Regions from separate parts of the Mus musculus genome. Here region 2 is linked to region 1. A link is a loop called in an ENCODE intact Hi-C map of the cell type or tissue named here. Cell type or tissue: gastrocnemius. All regions are shown on one strand.

Region 1 (8,000 bases):
CAAGAGTGAAAGATAGCCAGTCCCTGCCCTGCTCTGTGATTTTGAGTACAGCCCATTTGGGAACATAACTCTGACTTGGCAGGAAGGGACGCTCACCTCTCTTTCTGCTTGGCACTCTTGGGCAGGGTCTGTAGGTTGAACTGCACCATGTTCCTCCGATCTTTGTCTCTGCGGAGGTTGCGCTGGGGAGCAGGAAGAGACCCATGTTAGCCCCTCGGAGACAAGGCTCATGGTATCTTGAGAGTAAGTTTACGGCGTGAGTTCTAAGTTTCACATCTCTTTACTTTTACTCTACAGCGACTACAGAATTTGGGCTAAGGGGAGTAGCACTTGTGTTAGCTTGGACTGTCATTCCCACTTTAATGTGGGTTTACTAGTTTTATTGGAGTTGCAAAGTTTGCAACATTATGTAGCAGGAGGCACCCTACCAAACCATGTAATTAACAAAGGTTGTACATGACAAGTCAGCAAGGCACTGGGTTCCCAGCACAGCTGTGTGATGTCTGAACTACTGTGAACAAAAATCTAAACTCCTTCAATGTATTCCTAGACCCGTTTCACATTATTCTGACACAACTGGTCACTAAACTGCCACTTGGGATTGGCCAAAGGTCTGTAAGCCTTTCCTTTCTCATCAGTATTCCCAAGATGGCGGCTGAGCAGCAGGAACTTCTGCTCTCAGTGAGAGCTGAGTGTGGGCTGCCAGCCGTGGCCTACCTGTGCGAATCTCATCCGGTTCCGCTGGTAGGCGGTCTTCTGTGTCCGTGCCGTGTCCACCAGCTGGAAGCTTGTCTCATCCTCCTCATGGAAATATGCATACTGACTTCCCCCACCGAACTGAGAGGAATACTTGTCTGCAGGCAAAGGTGACAGTGTGTGCTAAGTGCTACCTACACAGTGAGTGTCGTGCTCATGGTGCATGCCAGGCTTCGACCCCACTCGCCTAAGTGTGCTCCTGACCTGAAGCACTGGCCAGAAGCTTGTGAGATGGGTAGACTCACCGCCCCTGCCCAGACCTGACAGATGGGAACCTGTATTTAAACATGCTCTCAGGTGATTCATGATTCACACTCACATTTAAGGTTTAAGAGCTTGGGTCTAAACAACTTACCAAGAGCCCAAGGATGCCACTACCCCGCTGTACCTCTGCGTGGTCATGTAAGAATCTGAGCTGTACCACCACCCCAGCCATCACCCAGAGCTGCGGACACAGCCTTCCACCCCGACAGCCTCTTTTGGACCTCATCCACTTTAACTTGGTACTCTAGGCAGCCACTTCCAAACATCTAACTGGCACCAGGGAAAGCGGCCTCCCTTACCAGAACCTTAAAACTAAGGCTCAGAGCCGAGAGTCCATGGATTGATGGCTCCAGAAGTCCCAAGCAACAGAATGCAAAGTAGCTTTCAGGAATCTCTGGCCATCCTGGGACTAAAAATCATGGTTTGTGTACACTCTATTCCAGAATATACTTCCAATAACTACCATTACCATTTCCTTTCCTTTCTAAAAACCTTTCATGTGGGGCTTACTGAAAAAAGTAATGAGCTTCCCAAGACCCAGATGTGGACGGGCCGCCGAGGACCACTTACTTGTGTACCTCTTGTCCTGGTATGTGGCCCCTGTCCAGTCTGCAACCTGTGAGGGACAAGGAAGACAACAGGTCAGGCGAGTAGACTTCTGCTGACATCGACAGCGACAAAAGGCATCAGTGTCGCCTCTGATGCTCTGCACGTGGCTACCCTGGCTCTGACTCATTCTGGAGGTCAGGGCCTTCCTTAGGTGGTAGCCCCAAAGGAAGGATATCCATCAAGAGACTAGAAAGGCAGTGGGGAACTGTGGAGTAGCTGCCCCAGCTGAAGGGACCCAATACCTTTCCCAGCCGATCTCCTTTGCTGAATGGCTGGTAGGGCATATCCCGAAATTGCTCAGGAACGGCACAGGGACCCCAGCCTGAGGGGTTGTCCTGGATCACAGGTGTCATGAACTTCGCCATCTTCTAAAACCTGTGAACACAAGCAGTGTGAGAAGTTTCAGAAGGAAGGCCGCCAAGTTCCAAACACTCCACCCTCCACTGAAGCTGCACTGCAGAGGTGCACCCTGGCTCTCGAGCACTGTGGACAGGGTTTTCCTGTAAACTGTTCAAAGAACACTCAAAACGCAGAACCCTGCCAACACCAGCGACATTTTCCTATGTCTCACTGATTCTAGGACAGGTTCTTTGGTGAACATCTTTGCAATGAAGCTGTGCCTTTCCTTGATGGGGTGTCCCGTCTTTCTCAGTAGAACATATGATAAAGGTGTCTTCAATTATTCAAGGAGGTAAGAGTAGTGAATTCCCCGAAACACCTTCACCAAAGCACCCAACAGCAAATGTCTCTAAACCCAGTCTCCATCAGAGGGCCTCGGTCAAAGTCTTGGTGATTGTCACCCTGCACAATTACCACTCAGTTACACAAAGGCACCGGCACACAGTGCTTTAAAGACCCTCGGGCTGCTGAGATGGTGCCACAAGTAAAGGTGGAACCAAAGTGGAAAGTGAGAACAGACCCCCACACGTGGCCTTCTCCAGCAGAATGCCACAGCACAAACTCCCACACACGTGCATACACAGACAGCAACAACAAAATCCTAAAAATAAAGGACTAAAACCAACCAAACAAGACCATCCCCTGAACCCTCAATCAGACCCCACCCTTCCAATTTTCCATCAGCACAAGTCCTGTACAGTGCATGCAGCCAAGCAAAAGGACCATTGGTGACCAAGGTGGTCACAAACTTCAGAGCAAAAGCGGCCGAGTGTCAAATGTCCATACGCAGGAGCACCAGGACACTGTTCTGACCGCTTACAGCACACGCGCTCACTAAACCCTTCGGACAATCCCGTGGGGCCAGTCCCATTTTCTGGGTAAGAAAATTTGAACACAGGCAGTGTAGCTTTGGCCCCGCAGTATATAGTATATACCACAGCTCATTTTAGGAAAGTAAAAGCTAATAGCTGTATAATCCAGGGGCTTGCTGGACACTTCCCATCAAAAACCAAAGCAAACAACAAAAGGAAAAAAAAAAAACCCATGCATTGACCACACACAAGAAACCTGAAATTGTCCACCATTAGAGCTCAGTAGCCTCTCCTCCTCCTCTGACACACGGAAGCTGGTGATACTTAGGTGACACGGACAAGAGTAAACCCAGGAGCTTCACCCTCCAAATATGAACGTATGCTAAGTTGTAGGAAGAACACGGGGTTGTGGGAGAGAGGGTGAGGTGGTGGTGGTGGGGTGTGGTGGCCTTCAAACAGCTGACATGAAGTAAGAGGCCCCAGGATGTTGGGGTGCTGTGCTGGACGCTTTACCACCGACTGCTACCACACACCCCATCTTTGAGACACAAAGCTAGCTCTGCTAACTTAAGGAGTCCATCTGCCCATCCCTTCAAAAAGTTTCCAAGGCTGTCTACTTAGGCCCGACCTCCTTCTGGTTATACTGTGGGTAGCTGGCAGCCTGACCACCTGGGGCTTTAAGCCATACCCAACAGGCTGCCCCCAAAGCAACTGTAAACTTGAGTTGTCACAAGTTCAAGATGGCTCAAGGCCTGATGTGCATCATCATCTATCTCCCTGGATGGACAGGGTTTGGTCCTTCGGCTACTGCACACGTGAATCAGAAAGAAAGCAGTAGGGGAAAAGTAAAACGGCGCGACAGCTGTATTGGCCACAATACAGTGTGGGTCACTGGGGACACTACAGGTGGGGGCCATTAACTCCTGGGCTCCGTTTCCGATCAGAGCTGGAACCTACTCTCAGCCCCCCATTTCGGAGCACAGAAACAATCTGTTCGAACCCCTAGAGGAGGCTACGTCGCCCCACAACCCACCCCACGGCGCTGAGCAGAGCGCCGAGCGAGGGATCCACACACAAGGTCCGGTGTCCTGCATTCTGAGTCGTGCCTGGGACCACCGGGGGCCAATTCCCGCCCCGCCCAGCGGAGGGGCACAGGCGACAGGACGTAAAGGAAGGCTCTTCCGGGAGCTCCCGAAGCCACGTCTAGCCCAGGCTGGCTCGCGAGGTCCGCAGGGTCCCACGAAACAAGCCGCTCACCTGCAAAAGCCTTCACGGGCCCGGATGGCGACAGATGGCCCGGGGAAAAAACTGCGATTGCCGGGATACTCCGAGGAGTCAAGGCAGGAGGGAAGATGCGCGCGCAGGGGCCGGTGCCGTAAACGGCGACCAGCGCTGTCGTAAATGGCCCTACCACTTCCTTCTTAGTCAGCGGAAAAATGTCAAGCCGTAAAGTGAGACACAACCGGAAGTGTGTCACAGCTCTCGGCTTTAAAAAAAAAAAAAAAAAAAATCCTCGTTCGCCCCTGAGGTGCCAGACACAAGTGAGGGGATTACGTCAGTGGCGTCTGGGGACGCCCGGAGAGGTTCAGAACTGAATCGTGGTCACGCTCGGGGCCAGAGAAGCCGGGGCGGGGAGTCGGAGCTGTCCCCGCGGTGTCCCATAATGCTTCGCGCCAGGCTCGCCTCCTCTGCCTCCCACAATGCCCCGCCGCGCTCGCTGGCCCCAGCGTGGTCGTCGGTCTGGCTGATCGTTATCTGGAGAGTGGCCCGGCGCGTTTCGTGTGCTTGTCACTTGTGGCCCCAACGCAGGGTGGCAAATGACCTGCCTAGTCCGGGTTGCTAGAGCTTCGGGGTGCCCGCTAGGACTCAAACCTTTGTCCCACAGGTCACAAGCGTCTTTCAACGGAGATTTCTGGTCGCTATTTTTTAAAGCAGATTTAGAGTGCCTCGCTCTAAATCGATATTCAGATCGGGGCTATCCAAGCTACGTCTTAATTGATCATCACAGTTCACAGGGTGCGGGTCAGTGTGACCTCTTGGCGTCTTCCACCCCCTGCAGCCGTCTGGAAAGAGACTCGGGATGGGCGTTTTTTAAAAAGCTGGTCCCTTCTGCCTGCTGTTTATGTTTCCTTGATAGTTTCTCAGCAGATCTCCTTGATTAGAAAATACATCTTTAAAAAAAGAAAAAAAAAAAACATCTTAGATACATGTGGTGTCCAGGGTCAGCCAAGTGTAGTTTTATGGCCTTCATATCTGACATCTCTCTCCCCTCCTCCCTTAATGAAACTGGAAATGCTAGATAATAAATTGTAAAATAAATGGTTGTCAAAGGACATTTCCACATTCGGGTCCTTACCGTGGATACCACTGGGATGAATTTGATCAGGTGATTTGGCCTCTACCTGTGTTGGAAATGGTAATGTTGGTGGGATTACCCATTTCACTAATTTACCAATGAGCTTGCCTTCCCGTTTCCCCAATTTGTGTTCTCAGGATTTGGTGGGTCCTGCTGGGTCCTCGTCATTAACTTAAATTTCCCACCACATTGGGACTAGCCTGTCTGTGTTGTAACTTCAGCCGTACCTGAGTGCTGTCTGCCCTCATAGTACCATCTCCCTCATTGTTCGAACCATTCATACTCCCAGTGGGTTGCTCCTCAGGATGCTCAAAGCTCTTCCCACACTTCCGAGGGAAGATGTGGCCTGACATCTCCCTGCCCTTCTGAACAACCTCTGCTCTGGCCACCACGACCCTGCTCTCATTCCTCTCCCAGCAGGTCCCACACTTGCTGTACTTTCTGCCCCAAAGGTTTACTGTCACTGTCTGGGTCCTATTGTGTGTGTGTGTGTGTGTGTGTGTTTGTTTGTATGTCTTTAAGAGTTAGTTGCAGCATGTTCTGGGATCCCTCTACTCTGAAACTGAAGGGGAGGGATCATAACGACAGAAGCTGGTGAAGTTGGAGATTGTGAGAAAAGTCACTTGCTTTGAAAACAGCCATCCTTCGGACTTAAACAGTTGTTAAGCAAGTTCTCACTGAATTGTCCAGCTGATCCTGAGCTCCCAACACCTGAAAACTTGAGACAGAAGGATTGCTGCAAATGGGAGGTCAGCCTGGGCAGACCTGAAGCTAGCCTGGGCTCCATAGCAAGAGCCCAGATCAGTAGAAAATCAAAATGCCTTAAAATATAAAGAGGCATGTATCTTTGCTGAACTGCTCCCATCATGCCTCTCTCCTTTCCCCTTTCTTTTTGCAGTGGCTCCCAGAGGCCATCTGCTACAGCTTGTCGTTGGAGTTTAGTCATCTTTCCCCTGTTGTGGCCCAGCTGTTCTGCTCTCTCAGATGGAGAGCGATTTGGAGGGTCCTGCCTCATTCTCTGCTCACCGCGCAGCTTGTTCTCTCATGAGGGTCCCTGCCACCTCTCCCCCCCAACTACAATTCTGCAGTTCTGTGTCACTCTTGTGGGGTGGCATTTTTCTAGAGTGTGCCCAAGAAGTGTTTTGTGGACCTAAGGCGGTTAGAACCTGCTTTTAGAGACAGGAAATAACAAAAAAGACTCACCTACATCCCTCCTGGGTTTGATTCCCAGCACCCAGGCATGTTGGTATATACTGGTAATCTCAGCACCCAGGAAGTAGAGATAGGGAGATCAGAAGTTAAGGCCATTTTCAGACTGAGGTTCAAGGCCAGCCTGGGCTATATGAGATCCTGTCTCAAGCCAAAGTTTACATTCTTGTCAGAAAGTTGGAAACTGGGGCCTCTTTTAGCAAAAGGTTTTTCACAGTCTGTCTAGCTTGGAAAGGCACAAAATCTCCTTGAGAAATTGAGTAAAGAACTCATTATGGCTCATAATGGTTAAGGCTAGCATAGGGATTTATGTTTCAAAGCCTCGAGTTTTATGATTACATCATTCTATTTATTTATTTATTTATTTATTTATTTATTTATTTATTTATTTATTTTGAGGCAGGGTCTCAATTCGTATCTTTGGCCAGCCCAGATTTTGCTATGTAGACCAAAATGACCTCCTGTTTATGGAGATTCACCTGCCTGTGCCTCCTGGGTGCTGGGATCAAAGACATGTGCCACACACTAGCACAGCTTAACAGGCTTTAGTATAAACCTTACGCTTGGCCAAAAGGCATGAGAGGCAGACCCTCCCTGTACCTGCTCCGTCAGGGTTTCTTCTAGCAAATGAGAGAGGTGTGCTTCATCCCCTCGGGGTGTTCTGTGTGAAATGAGAGGAAGACTGGCGTGGAAGGGAAGGTGTCTCCTAAGAAGTGACATTTGGGGGTCAGAGAAATGGCTCAACTGCTCTCTCTGAGTACCCAGGTTTGGTTCGAAGTACCCAGATAGTGGCTCACAACCAGTTGTAGGGGATCCAGTGCTCTTTTCTGGCATTTGTGGATAGCAGACATGGAAGTGGTGCATGGACAGACATGCGGGCAAAGCATCTATACATATTAAAAATATTTTAAAAAGTGACGTTTGACCAGGAGCGGAAAGCAGGCAAACAAGGCAGGTGTCTACTCTCGATCCTATCGTCTCCCAGTGTCTTGTCCTTTTGACATTTGTATTACCCGAGTACTTACTTGATTCGTGTTTCTGGCAGTACATGGAACCTTAGGCACAGAGTGTGCACTTAATAAGGATTTGTTGACTAAGTAAAGAAATGAAAGGACTGGAGACAGCAGGCAAGAAGATATTCTCTCTGCATGGCTAAGAGTCCCCCCCCCCCCTTGCATTAGGATCTCATGTTTAACGCTGGGCAGAGCTGATTCTTGTTTCAGAGAACTCCCATGCTGATGGAAGTAAACTGTAAGAGCCTGCTAGGCCCTCCTATGCATTCCTACAAGTCACATCTGGAAGTGAGAGGCCCCAGCCTGTGCTATACTGTTCTGTTCTGATAAAACATCTGTCTAGATAAGGGAAGTGCATGTTCTAATGGAACCCACAGTGCCGTAGAGAGGGATATAACATTTACCGAGTGCTGACTGTATTCCAGTCAAGGTGCTAAGTGCTTTCCACAAATGACTTTTAAAATGACCGTTCTGTGAGTTTTCTAATAGATGGAGAAGGAGGCTCTGAGCGTTTGGGTAGGTAGCTCACAGAGCAGGCATCAGATGCAGGATTAGACAGTGGTTTTTATGGACTCTAAATCT
Region 2 (8,000 bases), 430 kb after region 1:
GAAAAGAAATAGACATCAGCCTTGTTATGTGGAGTCCTGGGAGTGGCTTCCCACCCACTTTGCCTTGTTTTGTTGGCTATAAACAAGTCACACATCCAGACCTCATTCTAAGGGAACAGGAAGGCACATACCACAGAAGGCCACATTGGACCCTGTGAGTCAAATCCCCTTGAAGACTTCTCTCAGCCCCATAGCCATAGGTCCCTGCCAAACCTGTCCCAAATGGCATCCTCTCCCTGTTCAAAACCTCCCTGTACCAGCCCATCTTAACTAGAGTAAAGGCCAGAGTCATCCTCTTGACCCGAAGAGCCCTAGTTAACATGTTCCCTTTCCTCTGCCATGGATCCTTGCATTCTGCTGATTCGACCACGGCTCCAGCTATGCACAGTGGCCTCAGGGTCTCTGTACTGTCCTCCCTATGAGCCAGTGTCTCCTTTCCCCAGATGCCCTCAGGGGCCTGCTGCAGGACTTCTTTCTGTTCACCTCCCAGACTCTGTTCCTGCCTTGAGATTATGCTGAGAGAGCAATTGAGGTGAGAAATTGAGGTGGGAAAAGCAGGAGAAGGCTACTTGTCCTTCTGCCCCAAAGATGCTTGGGCCCATCCAGGTTCCAAGAGGGGTAAGCCAGTGTGAGGAGGAGAAAGGCCTGGCCTGCAGCCTCAGAGCCCCGCCCCAGCATCTCCTGAGCCCCTTTTGCCCCAGCACTGGGTGGGGCTACCTTCCTAATATGATCTTAGCCCTCCAGATCCCCCTTTCACTCTGGAAGGCTGGACAGGAAAGACCCAGACTCTCCAGAAGAGACTGAATTTCACCCCACAGTCTCAAAGCTTGTTTTTGGAGAACTTAAAACGCGTCAACAATGACCTGTCTGCTCTCTTTCTTCCCCCCTCTCTCCACGTGGCCATGGCCAGCCTCTCTCCCTCTCTCTACCTTCTCTATTTCTCCCTGCTTTTCTACAATAAAGTTCTAAAACCACAAAAAAAAATGCCATCTGCCTCTTCATGAAATGCTCACCTATGGCAGCTTGCTGCTGCCAGGCTTGCAGACCCCCTCCACGGCTGCCTCACCCTCCATCATCCCCAGAGAGTCTATTCAGAGGCAGCAAGGGAGTCAAGGCCAAGACCATCTCCCCTTTGCCCGTTTCTGAGCAGGTGTGTAGGCATTCTTTGGGCAGCATTCAGAAGGCTACTTTTTCTCTTCCTCAAGACTCACTGGGCATGGAGCAGATAGCCAGCTGAAGGCTCAGGACTGGGCTAGCTTCTACTTCATCTCTCTCTTTCTCTCTCTCTGCCTTCCTCGTTCTCCTTCCTATGTCCTCTCAGGTACTCTCAGTATCCTCTATCATCCCTGACTAGTGCTACCTGACAAAATTGAAACAATGTTTGTGAGTCTCAAGAGGTAAATAGAGGTCACGTGTCTGGAAGAACAAAAATTTGAAAGTCCTGTGCTCCCTCTACAGCAGTACAACACGGAGTCAAAAGTCAAAAGTGCTGGGGAGGGCCCTGAGACCAGCAGAGTTGCAGATTGTCTTACCCTGGGGTAAGTCTGGAAGCTGTGCAGAGCTCCAGGGATGCAGCTTCTGTGAATTGTCCCCCACAGTGGGGTGGGCTATGGTGACACACCTGCTTCTGAGTTATCCCTAATGAGTGACCATTTACACTTGCTACCCTGAATAACTCCAGTAAAAACTTCTTGGTTCAACAAGTTGTACCTTGGCTTGAGACATCCCACCCCCTCAAACAAGACAAAACGAACAAAAGAAAAGCACATCTGTAGGAAATGTTTCAATTCTGAAACATAGTTTCAATTCTGTCTGGTAACCATGCTTTGGTCTGTCCCGGATTCCCTTTCTGGGGTGAGTAGATGTGTGTATTATCTTAGGAAAAGTCTGCCACACAATGCAGGAGAGGGCCAGGCGTCTTCTGTGTGGCCTTCATGGTTGAAGGTTGGCAAAGGTACAGGGCAGTGTGGAACCCGGGCAAGGAGGCAGACACACTTCTGAGAAAAGGCACTTTATTCCAATGTAGAGGGAGGGAGGGAGGGAGGCACCAAGAGCAATTCTAAAACCCTGTCAATATCCGTAGCCTAAAAGGTGAACCTACAGCAGGTCACACCAACCTCCCTGAAGGGAACTGGCTGGATTGGGTGGGCAGAGGAGGAGGCTGCACACACTCAGGCCTTCCCACTCTTCCCCTGGGACACACGGGTCTCTGGGGGTGCCCTGCGGAACCACTCTGACCAGGAGCCATCGTAAACAGCCACATCGGGTTTGCCACAAAGGTAGGCAGCCAGGGCAACGTGACAGGCAGTGACCCCCTTGCGGCACGTGGCAATGAGGGGCTGTGAGAGGTCCACCTTCTTGTCCTGGAATATGGCACGCAGCTCCTCTGGGCTCTTCTCGAAGCCATCTTTCGTCAGGAAGTCCATGAAGGGCATGTTGACTGAGCCACGGATGTGGCCCGAGTCTAGTCCTGGGCAGTAATAGAGAATATGAATTAGGGGAGGCATGGAAGGTGGAAACTAGAGGATCTGGGGGCCATCACCAAAAGAAGTAATGTCTTTGCTCTCTTGGCAACTCAATTTCTTGCTGGCTCTGCTTATCGTCAACACTCAAACTGTAAGACCCAAGCCTGCCGCCCCTGTCCCAAGATCTGTCTTGATGGAAGGATGTTCCAAGTCACTTCTTCTTGAGAGGACATCTGTGTGCATTGCAGGCCCTCCTAGTTTGTCCCCTAGTCTTCTGGGAATTACCTCTGCCTTCTGTACTTTGTGTTTTCTCACCTGTGAAATGGGTTCAGTAGTACACATCTATGTCCCAGGATTACTGGGGAAAGCAGACGGGGTGAATTTACATAGACTCTATTCAATTTGATGCTGCCAGGGACATGGCGGACAGAAACTTTGTGCCCCCACTTCCCCAGGCAGCCGTTTGCAAGAGAGCCAAAGCTGCCTAGCTTTGTGAGTCGTTAAAGAAGCTCTCCTGTGAATTTATTTTACAATTGAAAATGCTGAGGTGCACTGACATGAAATGTCTCAGCTAAAGACACAGAGGACAGGCCGACCCAGGACCACACCCAGTCATGTTTCTGTGAGGCACATAGTTGTGAAAACAGAAGGGGATCTCCTATCAGGTACGTGTTCAAATCCCATCTCATCCATTTACTACACTGATTTTCAGCCACCTCTGCACCTCAGTGTCCCCATGGGGAGTGAATGCCCCTGGGCAAGGGCAAATGACATGGATAATATTGAATCCGAATGATGCCTGCCCCCATGCTGTGGTCCCTCTAGTGACAGTGGTTGTTCAGCTCCCTCCACGCACGCGCACCTCTGAAGTGTAAGCATAGCACAGCAGAGGGGAGGCAGGACACACCCAGTGTGGCTTTGGAAAAGTCAGAGTGGGCGGTCACTCACAGCTGTTGTCCTTGCATGCTGGAGGCTGAGGCAGGAGGATCCATAGTTAGAGGCCAGCCTGGTCTATATAGTGAGCTACAGGTCAGTCTGGGCTATTGAGTGAGACCTCATGTGAAAACATCAAACTGATAAAAACGGAAACAGTGGAGAGGGGCCATGGCTGCCTGGTGGCACCCAAAGGACCCACGCTCTGTCAGTCCCTTCATGCTCAGTCACTTCTTTCTTCCCTGGGCACCTGCACCCCTCCACTGACAGTACTGAGAGTACGGCCCACGCCAGAACTGCCTCCATCTTTTTCAGGTTCCCCAAGTCCCCACCAAGCCATTACACTTGGACCATGGGGCAAGATGGAAACAGCATAGTGGGTGTGGTAGGAAGCAGAGGAATGGGGCTTACAGCGAATACTCGTCGGGTACATGCAGCAACATGGAAACCCTGTCAATCCAAAGAAGATTCTAGAATCACTATCACAAGCAGTCCCCTGACTGAACACATGTCCCTGCTTGCATAATACAGTGTGACATCTAGACACGTCTTCCTGCTGTGACCTGAAACCAGTTCTGTGTAACCCTGCCAGTGAGGAGCAGCTGGCCTGTGGATATTAACTCTCAGGATACAGCAGTTTCCTGCAGGCACTGTAGGGAGCGATCATTTGCACCAAGCCTCTGAGGGCTGTTTTCTTCTTGTCGGTGACATAACCAACTTTGGTGCTGTCTTGAGTCTATAAAGGGGGCCTTGTCTAAGTAAGGATGAAGCTAAAGACACTGAGAAGCCTTGGCACCAGCCAGAGGAGGTAGCAATGGCCACTGTGCTAGGAAGGCCCAGGGTCTGTCTGTCTGTCTGTTTGTCTGTCTGTCTGTGGGTGAAAGGGTCAAGGAGCACATGGATGTCAGAGGACCACCTAGGCTGATGTTCATGCCCCTGGAACTTGCTGTTTTAGTAAGGCTGGTTGCAGCGAGTCCCAGAGATCTGCCCATCTCTGCCTCCCCCAGTGCTGGAGTCCTGAGCAATAGTCACTAAGTGGATTGGAGGATCTAACTCAGGTCCTCATGGTCACGAGGCAAGCAGTTTCCACACTGAGCCACCTCCCCAGCCTCTGCCTGGGGACTTTACAGAAACAGAAGTCACAGCCTTTGTGCAGAGGGACAGCCAGGGATCCCATGGGCCCAGGCCAGAGAACTCTGGAACACTGCCAACCAGAGGACGGCCTTGCAGCTAGAAGCAGGCTTCTCCTCCCCTCTGCAGCCAGCACCCCAAAAGTGGGTTCTATAGAGAATTATATCTCCCTCGTTCCTCACAAAACTGAAGAGACTTTCCTCCCAGATCTAATGGGGATTCCAGGCACAGAGAGATTTGATAACTTCCCTCATAACAGAGGCATGGGAAATCAAGTCAGACTCCAAAGCCTATGGTTTTTAGTCATTATGAGCTCCCCTAGAAAAGAAGGCTGGGGTAAGGTATTACCGAGCTGACTTCTGGTGTCCCCCAATAGCCTAGAAGTCTAGGAACGTGTGTTCCAGGCTTGGCTTAGTAGCTTTCATTCAAGTCAGGAGGCACGTTAAGAGCCCTCAGGGCATGGATGGGCACGGTTGTTGGAGCCCAGGAAAACCTGTTTGGACCTTCCTGGCTTTCATCCCAAAGATAGGGAATCCAATCCCAAAGGCACCCTGGCTGTGGCCCAAAAGGCGGGGCCCTAGGCAGAGGGGTTCCTCCTTCGTACATAGCAACCACATGGAGTGGTGACCTCTCCTGCCTCTGTCCTCATGTTTGCTCACTCCACTCTCCACGGCAGCTTTAGGCAAGCCTTACTTTGGGGCCTGCAGACCTCAGTAGAGTGGGGCCAGAGCCTCTACAAGACTACTGAAGATTCTAGAAGCAAGGGGTCTGCAAATCAAAGTCCTCAGCATGGACCAGTACCCTCCTCTCTCCTCCTCCTCACCCACCCCTAGGTGAAATAACAAGGTCACAGGTACCCAGGCTCAACAACTGAGAAATGAGTGCCACCGGGTCCAAATGCAGAATTCCCATTTTATAGATGAGGAAAACTGAGGCTTGGAGTTGGGAGACAACCTACTACTGGCAAAGGCCCTAGAGATCCCTGAATTCTAAGATGCCTCTCTTCTCTGTGATCCTTCCTACTTACTCTGGTTGCCCAGACTCTGGGGGCCTGACTTACATCTGTCTTTGTTTGCTAGTGTTCCTGCCTGTGTGACACACAGCTGCATCTGAATATTCTTTTTTTTATTCTGCATGCTTACTCAGGACTCTGGAAGGCGCATGAAGGCCTGAGGGGCAGGCAACTGCCCCTCCCCCCTACTCCCACTCCCACCCCCCAGGGCAGGAAGTTGCCACTGGGTCTCTGAAGACCTGCTTTTCATTTCTGCCACTCTCAGTACCTTCAGGAACACCCAGTCAAGGCCTCCCCACCCCCCACATCCCATGCTTTGTATCTGGACTGCTGAACCCGGAGGAACCTCCCCGAACCCATCCCACAGAGCAGACCATGACCTTGGTGGTGTGCATTTGTGTCCAGCAAATCCTCTCACAGAATGGGTCAAGTAGCCCCTCCCTGCCTGTCTAGATGGCCCCTGGACTTTGCCCAGTGCCGTCCCCTCCAAAGAGCCCCTGAAACAAAAGCCATGTACTGTGACAGGGCTGGGGACCTCTGCTTGTTTATCAACAACCAGGAAATGCAAGGTCAAGCAGTTGGGCTGAACCCTCCACATAAAAGTGGCTGAGCTGGAATGAGAACCCAGTCTCCCTGGCACTTCAGGGCAATCAGAAAAGGTAGGAAGAGTCAGAGAGAAGAGAGGGACCTTAGAACTCAGGCAGCCTGTGTCCCCTCTACAAGCCCCGACTTTCCTCGTCTGTAAAATGATAGGACGCTATGTCTGGGCCCCATTATCACTCATTTCTTGGTTTGCAGCCAGGAAAGCCCAATGGCCAGCTCCACTCTCCCTTCCTCCAGTTTCAGTTCCAAGAAGAAAATGGGGTTTTGAGTCAAGACCAGGAGGCATCCCAGGTTCAGAGTCTCTGGAAAGTGCCTAACAAGCATGCATCTTTCTCCTCTGACCTTCCCAGAGCCAAGCAGGCGGGAGAAATCAAAGGCCTGGAGAGAGTGAGACTGGAGCAATGCCAGCCTCTGCCAACTCCATGTGTGGCCTTGATCTACTGCTGCCTGTGTGCCAAGGCCCCCTCTGTCCAGTGGGATGAGAATTTAGTACTAAGACTGTAAAAACAGGGTTGCTGACATCAGCTGGCAGAAAGGAAGAGACAAGTTTTTGAAACTTTGTAGGCAAGTTTTGAAACTTTTTAGGCAACATTTTGAAACAAGTTAGGCAAAATGTATCCTGGAGTTAAGTCTTACTGATGAGGGAGGCAGAGAGAGAGAGAGAGAGAGAGAGAGAGAGAGAGAGAGAGAGAGAGAGAGAGGTGAGGTGGGCCAAAACTTGGGGTTGCCTCTGGTCAGGCGCCTCTAGAAAGCAGCATTTCATCTCCTGAGTTTATTTTTTCCTGACTCCTAAACTATACAGACTTCTTCAGGCTTTCTCACACATACCAAAGGGGACCCAAGGGGCCATCTTTCCAGGAATACCTAGCACAGGAGGAGCCCCTGAACCCTAGGAAATGGTGGTGGGACTGAATGGATTTATATCTGGATTTCGAACCCTGGGTTAAAACAAAATGATACCAGGTTCAAATCCAGATTCTACCACTTAACTGACCAAGTAACAATCCCCCAGTGCTTCATCTAAGTCAGGTATTTCATCCCGTCCATTTCCCTGGCTGATAGCTGCTGTAACAGACAGGTCGCAGCCACTTGCTGAGGTTATGAACTGAGGTGCCTTTCACAGACACTAGCCAGGGTCCCAGAAGAGCTCAGAAGGGCCTTGTTGATATTTGAAAGGGCTTCTGGGATGGAGAGAGTGGGAAGAGATTTGTAGACCTCTGTGCAGCCATACAAATGACTGCTTGTGGAGAGAACACCTTTTCGTACATCTACTGCATGTGGGAGCGCTGGTGCCTGGAAGTGGACCATGGATGGACAGGACCCCAGTCACCTAATAGGGGCAGCTTGTTAGCACCCGGCTATGGCACACAGGGCCCCCATGTATGAGCGCTATAAAAGACTTCAAGGTTGGCCGTACCCTCCCATTTTACAGATGGAAAGACAAGTCTACCTAGAGGGCCTGAGGGATCCAGGGGTTTTTTGATTCCCCATCCTTTTGTTGTGCAATCCTCCCAAGGGCCACTGGAACACCTACCTACTATATCCGGCTCCGGTTGTGTGCCCAGGTACCGTCCTTGGGCCCGAGAGTCCACCAGCTGGAACCTTTTAGACTGGAGATTCTCTAGGACCTGCTCATAGGTCTTGAGCAGGGAGAGATTCAGTGTGGCTTTGAAAACGGCTGGCTCTGGCCTCGAGGGCTCAGATGTCACCGGGTGGCCCTCCTTCAGCCAGTTCCGGAAGCCACCATTGAGCACTGACACTGTGCGGTGGCCAAACACACGAAACATCCACCAGACTCTGGGTGCATAGAAGCTGCCCAGGTCATCTCCATCGTATACCACCACATGTGTGTCGTT

Evidence for each region. Peaks named below come from ENCODE experiments on the same cell type or tissue, not always from the same donor. Only the 100,000 strongest peaks of a DNase experiment are listed, where the experiment ranks them.
Region 2: a loop joins it to region 1, with 2.4 times the contacts of the local background. A loop is called at or near these places in 2 of 42 quality-filtered maps.

What each region holds. Positions count from the first base shown.
Region 1 is chr15:77,966,586-77,974,585 of GRCm38, forward strand. Eif3d (eukaryotic translation initiation factor 3, subunit D) reads right to left here and starts at 4,239. Exons shown (of 15, transcript NM_018749.2): 1 at 4,098-4,239; 2 at 1,872-2,004; 3 at 1,591-1,636; 4 at 718-854; 5 at 97-182. The coding sequence starts at 1,994. In gastrocnemius, no CTCF peak of the experiment used is centred here; DNase peaks (open chromatin) are centred at 3,557, 4,217 and 4,491; H3K4me3 peaks cover 2,712 bases; H3K27ac peaks cover 2,501 bases.
Region 2 is chr15:78,397,561-78,405,560 of GRCm38, forward strand. Tst (thiosulfate sulfurtransferase, mitochondrial) reads right to left here. Exons shown (of 2, transcript NM_009437.5): 1 at 7,679-8,000; 2 at 1,996-2,470. The coding sequence ends at 2,172. Among named protein-coding and RNA genes, the nearest start is that of Tst, 4.3 kb to the right of the region's middle. In gastrocnemius, no CTCF peak of the experiment used is centred here; DNase peaks (open chromatin) are centred at 3,994, 4,585, 5,064, 5,977 and 1 more place; H3K4me3 peaks cover 2,055 bases; H3K27ac peaks cover 4,814 bases.